Regions from separate parts of the Homo sapiens genome. Here region 1 is linked to region 2. Evidence: read pairs that join two places in POLR2A ChIA-PET (ENCODE). Cell type or tissue: PC-9. All regions are shown on one strand. Links, peaks and the distances in the headings refer to the core of each region. The heading gives the core; the rest is flanking DNA.

The links. Peaks named below come from ENCODE experiments on the same cell type or tissue, not always from the same donor. Only the 100,000 strongest peaks of a DNase experiment are listed, where the experiment ranks them.
Region 1: POLR2A ChIA-PET joins it to region 2 with 9 read pairs; 1 of 35 experiments calls an interaction of 5 or more read pairs at or near these places.

The regions. Positions count from the first base shown.
Region 1 is chr3:189,332,681-189,337,087 of GRCh38, forward strand. No RefSeq gene overlaps it. Among named protein-coding and RNA genes, the nearest start is that of TPRG1-AS2, 94 kb to the left of the region's middle. In PC-9, for the core only: no CTCF peak of the experiment used is centred there; a DNase peak (open chromatin) is centred at 1,991.
Region 2 is chr3:190,051,803-190,056,209 of GRCh38, forward strand. All of the region lies in intron 1 of P3H2 (prolyl 3-hydroxylase 2), which reads right to left. Among named protein-coding and RNA genes, the nearest start is that of P3H2, 67 kb to the right of the region's middle. RefSeq lists a silencer at 377-426. In PC-9, for the core only: CTCF peaks have their summits at 2,822 and 3,026; a DNase peak (open chromatin) is centred at 2,629.

The DNA of each region.
Region 1 (4,407 bases), core at 242-4,241, 720 kb before region 2:
CTCGGCCTCCCGAAGTGCTGGGATTACAGACCTGAGCCACTGTGCTGGCCAAAACAACTTCTTCAGTGCTGAAACTCTCTCCCCTTGTAAGATAACTAAACTGGCTGAAATCAGCTGGAACCAATATGGCTGGCTGGAGTTTGTGCAGAAGCCTGCTGATGTTACAGCTTGAATTTCCACCCAATGTTTCATACCAATTCCCCAACAATTTGCACATGCAATCAATGAAGTGGTGTGAAAAGATAACTGCACATGCCCTAGGAACTTCCAGACCTCTCCTTTCTTTCCACCAATCACCTACTCATCTCAGAATCCACCCCTAAAACTTTTCTAACAAAATTACTGCCTTAAAGCCAGCTCAGGGAGACAGATTTGAGCTGGACTCCACTCTCCCTGTTCATTGACTAGCAATAAAAAGCTTTTCTTGGCCGGACGCAGTGGCTCATGCTTGTAATCCAAGCACTTTGGGAGGCCAAGGCAGGCAGATCACGGGGTCAGGAGTTCAAGACCAGCCTAGACAACACAGTGAAACCCCGTCTCTACTAAAAATACAAAAATTAGCTGTGCATGATGGCGGGTGCCTGTAATGCCAGCTACTCGGGAGGTTGAGGCAGGAGAACCACTTGAACCCGGGAGGCAGAGGTTTCAGTGAGCCGAGATCATGCCACAGCACTCCAGCTTGGGCAACAGCACTAGACTCCATCTCAAAAAAAAAAGCTTTTCTTTTCCTCCAAAACCCTGTGTCATAGAATTGGCTTCTAGCAAATAGGGCAGTGAGTCCCTTATGCTTGGTGACAGACTTAGTTTATGTACACTATATTCCACATCCTCTTCCCCTTTTTCCTTAAACGCTTATTATTTTCACCATTGAGTACACTTGTTACTTAAATAATCTGCTTTACTTCTGTTTCTTTCTCTATCACCTTTAGTTTCTATCTCACCTTTCCTCTATGAAAATAAAAATATTAGTGAGATAACCGAAGATTTTTTTCCAGCAAAATTTTTTTTTGCCTTCTTTCAAATATGCATTTACTTCTGCATGGTTCAGGGTGTAAGCTTTTACATTCTGTTCTGTGACCATATTAAATGATTCATGCTTGTCTATATCTAGTGGTTCTGAGGGAGTTGGTGGTGGGCTGGTGGAAGGAGGCAGATGAAGTATCAATTATCTACCAGGTAGCTTTAGTTCCCCATCTTATTTTACTGGTGCAAAAACATAACTCATGGCCTATATGTCTTCAGTTTCAAAGATCTACCATGCTTTTTTGAGATTCTCTTTCAAGGCTACACATTATTAAAATCTTTGGTTTTCCAATGACTTAGTCAAATCATTCTGTTTCTCTCTGCTTCCAATCAAAACATAGAGAAATAGAATGACTTGACTAAGGCCATATTACTTGGGAGTTGGAAAGTTGAGATCAGTTCTGGTGACACATCACCTCACAAATCTGTTCTCACTAACATTTCCTAACAAATGAAGTTTGCAAAAAAATTATGGGTTGGTATTTTTAATTTAGATTTACAATCCACAGTGCAGGCTAGAGCAAAGACATTTGAAGCTTGTGTGCTGTGACCACATTTTCTTTCAAGGAACTCTAGAAATGTCTCCAGGCATCTGGGTGCTTCATGAGCCCAAGTCGACAAATGCTTACCTATGGGTAAAGAATCATCTAACATTAAACTAACATTTACCAAGCACTTAGGTGTTGGCATCTAAGCTGGGATATTTCATATACATTATCTTATTTAATTCCTGCAGCAACCTCTGTAAGTAAATAGAGGTGTAATTGAAAAGTTTGAATTTCAACAATTTAGCACTGTGTATTTAGTCCTCTCCATCTCTAAAATGGGGTAGAATAATCTGTGCCTCAGATTTTCAAAAGACAAATTGACTTTGGTAAAGTTAAATGAGACTGAGTGGTTTGGTTGCTTGGGAGATAGGCAGTATACAAACATAACACTGATGAGTAATAGTAAAGTATTATACGGCTTTGTTCTTATTACCCGTAATGCAGTTGACCCAAAGGGATTGGCATTAGGGAACTGTTTCTGGGTACAAAGCAAAAGACTCCAAACACTCTTGTAAATTGCTAAATTCCAGTGAAGACAGTGCTGGAGTGACTATACAACAAGGATGGTTCCTGTTCACCAAACCCACCCAGGAAGCTTCCTGTCATTCTCAGTAATCCTGTGATGAATATAAAACCACTAAAGAGGTATTCCAGGCAAAGCACAGATTACAGTTTCATGGCAACTGAAGCTTTTATGAATTTGAAGGGGGCTTTGTGTGTGTGTGTGTGTGTGTGTGTTTTGTTTTTTTTTTTTTTTGAGATGCAATTCTAAAATTCCTTGAAAGAAAAGACTCTCAACTCTTGCTCTGTTGCCCTGTCTGGAGTGTAGTGGCACAATCATAGCTCACTACAGCCCAGAACTCCTGGGTTCAAGTGATCCTTCCACCTCAGCCTCCTGAGCAGCTAGGACTACAGGTGCACACCACCATGCCCAGCTAATGTTTATTTATTTTTTGTTGAGGCAAGGTCTCGCGATGTTGCCCAGGCTGGTCTTGAGCTCCTTGGCTCAAGCAATCCTCCTGCATCAGTGTCCCAAAGGGTTGGGATTTACAGGCATGAGCCATGGGCCTGGCCAAGAGTAGACTCTTTTTTTTTCTTTTTTTTTTTTTAAAGCAAAAAGAATACAATATTATAAATACAAAATCAAAATCAGACACAAAAATGCATATTTTGAAAGAAAAATGAATCTCAACCTATTACAAATATTACAAACCTGACAGATATTTTAAAAAATCAAACATCTGAAAAACCTGATACCTTTATTAATGAACACATCTCTTGTAATTCTTTATTCATACTCATTATTGACTACATATTGCTGGGTCACCTCTTCATATAAAAATACAGTTTTAAAATTTTCATTTTCTGTAAAGGGAATAGAAAGATAATTTCATGTTATTTCAGTTGATTGAAATGTATTTTTATAAAATTATTGATAGTTTAGAAAAGTTTTATTCAGCTTCATAACTGATAATGATTTTATACATTTTAAACATGCTTTTCAAATTTAGGAAAACATTTATGAAGTTTCTTTCACATATGAGATTTTAGATTTGGAAAAATTTTCACAGACTGTCTCCTGGTTTGTATATTTTTAATCTCATTTTATTTTGTTACCCTCATGCTTCCTGTGCTGTCTACCTCAGGGCACATTCATTTTTCCATAGGAACAAAACTTTGGCCCTGCCCTTCCTTTGAATCATGGTATTAGCTGGTTGTAGTATTCTTGGAGGCCAGTCCTACATAGTGTAAGCAATAACTTAACTCCTTATGAAAGTGACTGTAAACCACAGAAGTACAACCTACTAAACCCCAGCTGAACATAAACCTACCTTAGCTGCTTCTAAATCCGATCTCACAAATGCTGATGGCCATTTTAATGCCCAACAGGAAAGGAAAAGTCATGGAAGGGAAAACAGAATGGAAAGAAACAGGATTCTTAACCGATTGCAGTTAAAATATTTACTTTTTAAAAATTGAAAAAAAAATGCAGAAAGAAAAATGGCCATGGAAACACATTGCTAAGGCTTTTCCCAGGGTCTTAGAAGGGACCATCAAATAGCGATAATCTGAAAACTTTTTCAATTTTTATAATTGACACAAAACAATTACACATATCTGCAGGGTTCATCGTGCTATGGTCATGTATGTAATGTAAGTGATCAGATCAGGGTAATTAGCATATCTATCATCTCAAATATTTATCGTTTATGTTGGGAACATTCATATCCTCCTTCTAGATATTTGAAGCTATGTAATACATTATTGTTAATTATAGTCATCCTTCAGTGCTATAGAACACTAGAACTTATTCTTCCTATCTAACTGTAATTCTATTTCCTTTAACAAATCTCTCCCCAGCCCTTCCTTACCCCTGCCCTTCTCAGTCTGTGGTATCCTCTGTTGTACGTTTTACTTTTATGAGATCAACTTTTTTTTAGCTCCCACATATGAGTGAGCACATACAGTGTTTAACTTTCTGTTCCTGGCTTATTTCACTTAACATAGTGTCCTCCAGTTTCATCCATATTGCCATGGACGACAGGATTTCATTCTATATGGTCAAATAGTATTCTATTGTGTATATATACCACATCTTCTTTATCTATTTGTCTGTTTTTGGATACCTGGGTTGGTTCCATATCTTGGATATTGTGAATAATGCTGCAATAAACATAGGGGATGCAGATGTCTTTTCTTTACACTGACTTTCTTTCCTTTGGATAAATGCCCAGTATTGGTATTGCTGGATCATATGGTCCTTCTAATTTTATGTGTTTTTTGTTGTTGTTGTTTTTTGTTTTTTTTCCAGAAATCTCCATACTGGTTTCCATAA
Region 2 (4,407 bases), core at 239-4,238:
AAAATGCTGAGGGAGGCATTTCAGCCAAGGGAGGCATTTCAGCTGTGGAGGAGGATGGAAAATTTCTAAGCACAAGGACTTCCCCTCTCAGGCCTGGGAATGCCATTTGAAAGGCTTCTTCACCCATCTGTTCTATTCACACTTGCCCAGGAGTCAGACCTTCTAAAAACTACATACCACAAAATAGTCCTTGAGGAAACACAATATCTTTCCTGGTAACGAATATCCTCAAAAACAAAGAAAAAAGTGGAGAAATAGAATAAACAAATCATTTTTAAAATAAATTTTACTTTAAGTTCTGGGATACACGTGCAGAACGTGCAGGATTGTTACATAGGTATACATGTGCCGTGGTGGTTTGCTACACCTATCAACCTGTCATTCAGGTTCTAAGTCCCGCATGCATTAAGTATTTGTCCTAATGCTCTCCCTTCCTCTTGCCCCTCACCCCCCGACAAGCCCCGGTGTGTGATGTTACCCTCCCTGGGTCCATATGTTCTAATTTTTCAGCTCCCACTTATGAGTGAGAACATGCAGTGTTTGGTTTTCTGTTCCTGTATTAGTTTGCTGAGAATGATAGCTTCCAGTTTCATCCATGTCCCTGCAAAGGACATAGACACTTCTTTTAAAGCATATTTCTTTTAAAACAAACTTCTTTTAAAATATGTTTTAAAAGAAGTGAACTATACTACAGAGTAATAGTTTTAGCTCACATTGATTGAGATCTTTCTCCATGCTTAGCACTGTTCTCCATGAAGTAAGTAATATTATATCCCCAATTTATACAAATGTAAATCGAAGATAGAAAGGTTATTACCGTGTCTAAGAACATATTGCTGTGTGTTTATGTGTATATAAGTATATATACATATAAATGTGTGTGTGTGTATATATATATATATATGCATGTGTGTATATACACATACATATCTATCTATCTGTCTTTAGTGAGTTTAATTGATGATCAGTAAACCGTACATGTAAAAGAATATAATTTGATGAATTTTGGCATATGCATTCCCCCATGAATCCACACAGCGATCAAGACAATGAATATATCCACTCTCCCTAAAAGTTTCCGTGTGCCACTTTCAAATTCATCTTTCTTCCTTAGTCCATACTGAGGCAACCGTTGATCTGCTTTCATTTCTATAGGTTAGTTTAAATTTTTATAAAACTTTATATGAAAAGAAAAATACAGCAAATCTTTTTATCTAGCTTCTTTCACTCAGAAGAACTATTTTAGGATTCAATCATGTTGTGGCACATATCAACAGCTGACTCCTTTGAATAGCCGAGTAGTATTCCATTCTAGGACAATATCACAATTTGTTTTGTTATATATTTGTTGAGGGCCGCTTGTTTCCAATTTTTAGCTATCACAAATAAATTTTCTAAAAACATTCAGATACAAGTCTTTAACTTCTCTAATGATGTTGAGCATTTTTAATGTATTTATTTGTTATCCACATATCATATTTGGTGAAGTGTCTATTCAAATATTTTTGATTGTAAAATTGGATTTTCTTATTGAATTTTAAGAATTCTTTATATATTCTAGACACATGTCTTTTGTTAGGTATATATTTTTCAAATATTTTCTCTCAGTCTATGACTGCCTTTTTATTTTTATTTTTAAATAAAGTGGTTTTTTTTTTTTTTTTTGAGATGGAGTTCCACTCTTGTCACCCAGGCCCCAGTCTGGAGTGCAATGGCACAATCTCGGCTCACTGTAACCTCTGTCTCCTGGGTTCAAGCGATTCTCCTGCCTCAGCCTCCTTAGTAGCTGGGATTACAGGTACCCGCCACCATGCCCGGCTAATTTTTGTATTCTTAGTAGAGACAGGGTTTCACCATGTTGGCCAGGGTGGTCTCTAAGTCCTGACCTCAGGTGATCCACGCGCCTCGGCCTCCCAAAGTGCTGGGATTACAGGAATGAGCCACTGGGCCCAGCCAAAAGTGTCTTTTGAAGAACAACCACTTTTAATTTTTATGGGGCCCAATTTGTTGATCTATTTCTCTTATAGTTTATGTATTTTATTTTCTAATCAAGACGTATTTTTCAAATCCAGAGTTACTAAGATTTCCCTGTTTTCTTAAACAAATTTCAAAACTGTAGCTTCTACACATAGGTCTACAATCTATTGAGGTTTTTTTATATCAATGTTTCCATCACCATTTACTGAAAAAAATATTCTTTCTCCATTGAACTTCCTTCATACATTAGTAGAAAATCAGCTGGCCATATATGCAGGGGCTTTATCTGCACTGTATTCTAATGTTCTTAGCCACTATGCTGCATTATACTCCAAGACCACTACTGGAACAGTGAGGTTACTGAAATAATGCCTAATCAGAACCCTCCACCCCCACCTATAGTTTATTTTCTAAATGCCTTATTTATCATCATTAATCAGTTTAGGAAATGAAAGATTCTGCCTTATATAACTATGGTATTCAAAGGAAGTTCATAGTCTGAGAAAATTGAATCTTGAATAATTTGCAGGGCAACTAGCCTGGTCTCTGAGGATCTGGTGAAGCCATCAGCCACGACACAGACTGATCTGAGAGCCGACGTCAGTAGTGACATCCAGCCTTGTCATATCTTTGGAATGTGGTAGAGAGAAAAAAAAAAGATCATAGAATATCAACATTGGGAGAGATACTACTGGGCCTGTAGTTCAGCTGTTTGACACTAGGATCTTTATTTTTTTTTCAGTCATGTAAAATACCTTTGCTCAGTCATGAAGCTTTGATTGGACCTCTACAGAGATGCCAGTATCACTCCCTCCACTACTCCAGGCAGCTCATTTATCTATGGAGAGTCCTAACTGCTTTAAAGATTGTTCTCACGTTGTACAATTTCTAAGATTCTGAATTTTTCACCCATTCATCCACACCTTGTATCCCTTCATGGATTTCAGCTACCTGGGCATCAGGCATATGAAAAGACTCAGGCACTGCCCCCATCCCCTCACCTCACTTCATTCAGTATTATGAGTAGAAACTAAGGGAACTAAGCTTACTACCCGCCTCTTCTTCACATTACAGAATTGTATGCCCCCCTCCATCTTGTTCTCCATCTGTAACAGCTCTTCTCTTTCAATATCCCTCTTAAATGCCCCCAAACAGACACCATTCTCCAAGAATCTATCCATGAGAAATACATTGTGAAAGTCAAATTCCATGTTCATTAGGCCTCCCAATTCCTTTTCCTTCCTTCAGCAGTTAAAGTGGGATGCACATCTTTCTTGTTCTCTGAGGGACAGGCCTCTCTCGAACAGGAGACTCCCCCGTCTTCCCCAATAGAAACAGGAAAGTGTAACATGGGCATCAGATGTTAAGGAGACCACTGACCCCTGTTGTCCACAAACAACTTTTAATAGTGCATCTTACAATCGGGAATAACTACAAGCTGTGCGTAACATAGGGTCTTACATTCAGCAGTCTCCTCAGTACTTAGCCAAGTTTGTGTTCGTTTGGATAAAACTTCTAAAAATTTCCCACATTAATTTTCTTCTGCCAAAAAGTGACATTATATTTAATTTCTAAAACTTCAGTTTGAAAGACTGAAATTCACATCAGTGCATTCTCAATTTTACCCCTTTACTTAAAAAAGAATCACCATAACAAAAAAGATTTAAATTCATTATAACAAGAATCTTTAGATATTAAACAAAATGTGAAAAAAAAAATTGGGAATGAAACTCTATACAGAGTGCTTTTTTTTTTTTTCTCCTTTCTCTCATTTCGCTGAATACCAAAAAGTGAAGTACTTAGAAATGTAATTACATTTCAAGAGTCAGGCAATGGCCATAGTTACATTTTACAAAACGATCATATTCTCTTGAAGGAAGTCAAAGATTATTATGTGGGCCTTGAGGCAAGTACAAACAAAATAGATTCAGCGTTCCAAGAAAGAATACAGAATACAATATCATTCTCAATTTTACACTCCTGGCTCTTCTGATTTATATTTTTAGTGGATAATAAAAGTAAGCTTTCTATAACAATTCCATGGAATGTAGCTCTAAAAAGAGCCTCTTTTTCCTTCTTGGGATGTACTATGCTTTGTAATTGGGATTTACTTGTGTGTTTACTTGTACTATGGACTGTTCGTGTCCACCCAAAATTCATATATTGAAGCTCTAACTTCAGCGTGGCTGTATTTGGAGATAGGGGATACTAAGGAAGTACTTCACGTTAAATGAGGTCATTAGGGTGGGGTCTTTTAGGATGGGGCTATGACATGATAAGATTAGTAGTATCCTTATAGGAAGAGACACCAGAAAGCTCTCTCTCTCTGCCTCTCACATGGAAAGTCCATGTGAAGGACGTAGTGAGAAGATGGCCATCTTTAAGCCAGGAAGACAGCCTCACCAGAAACTAAACCACCTGGAACCTTGA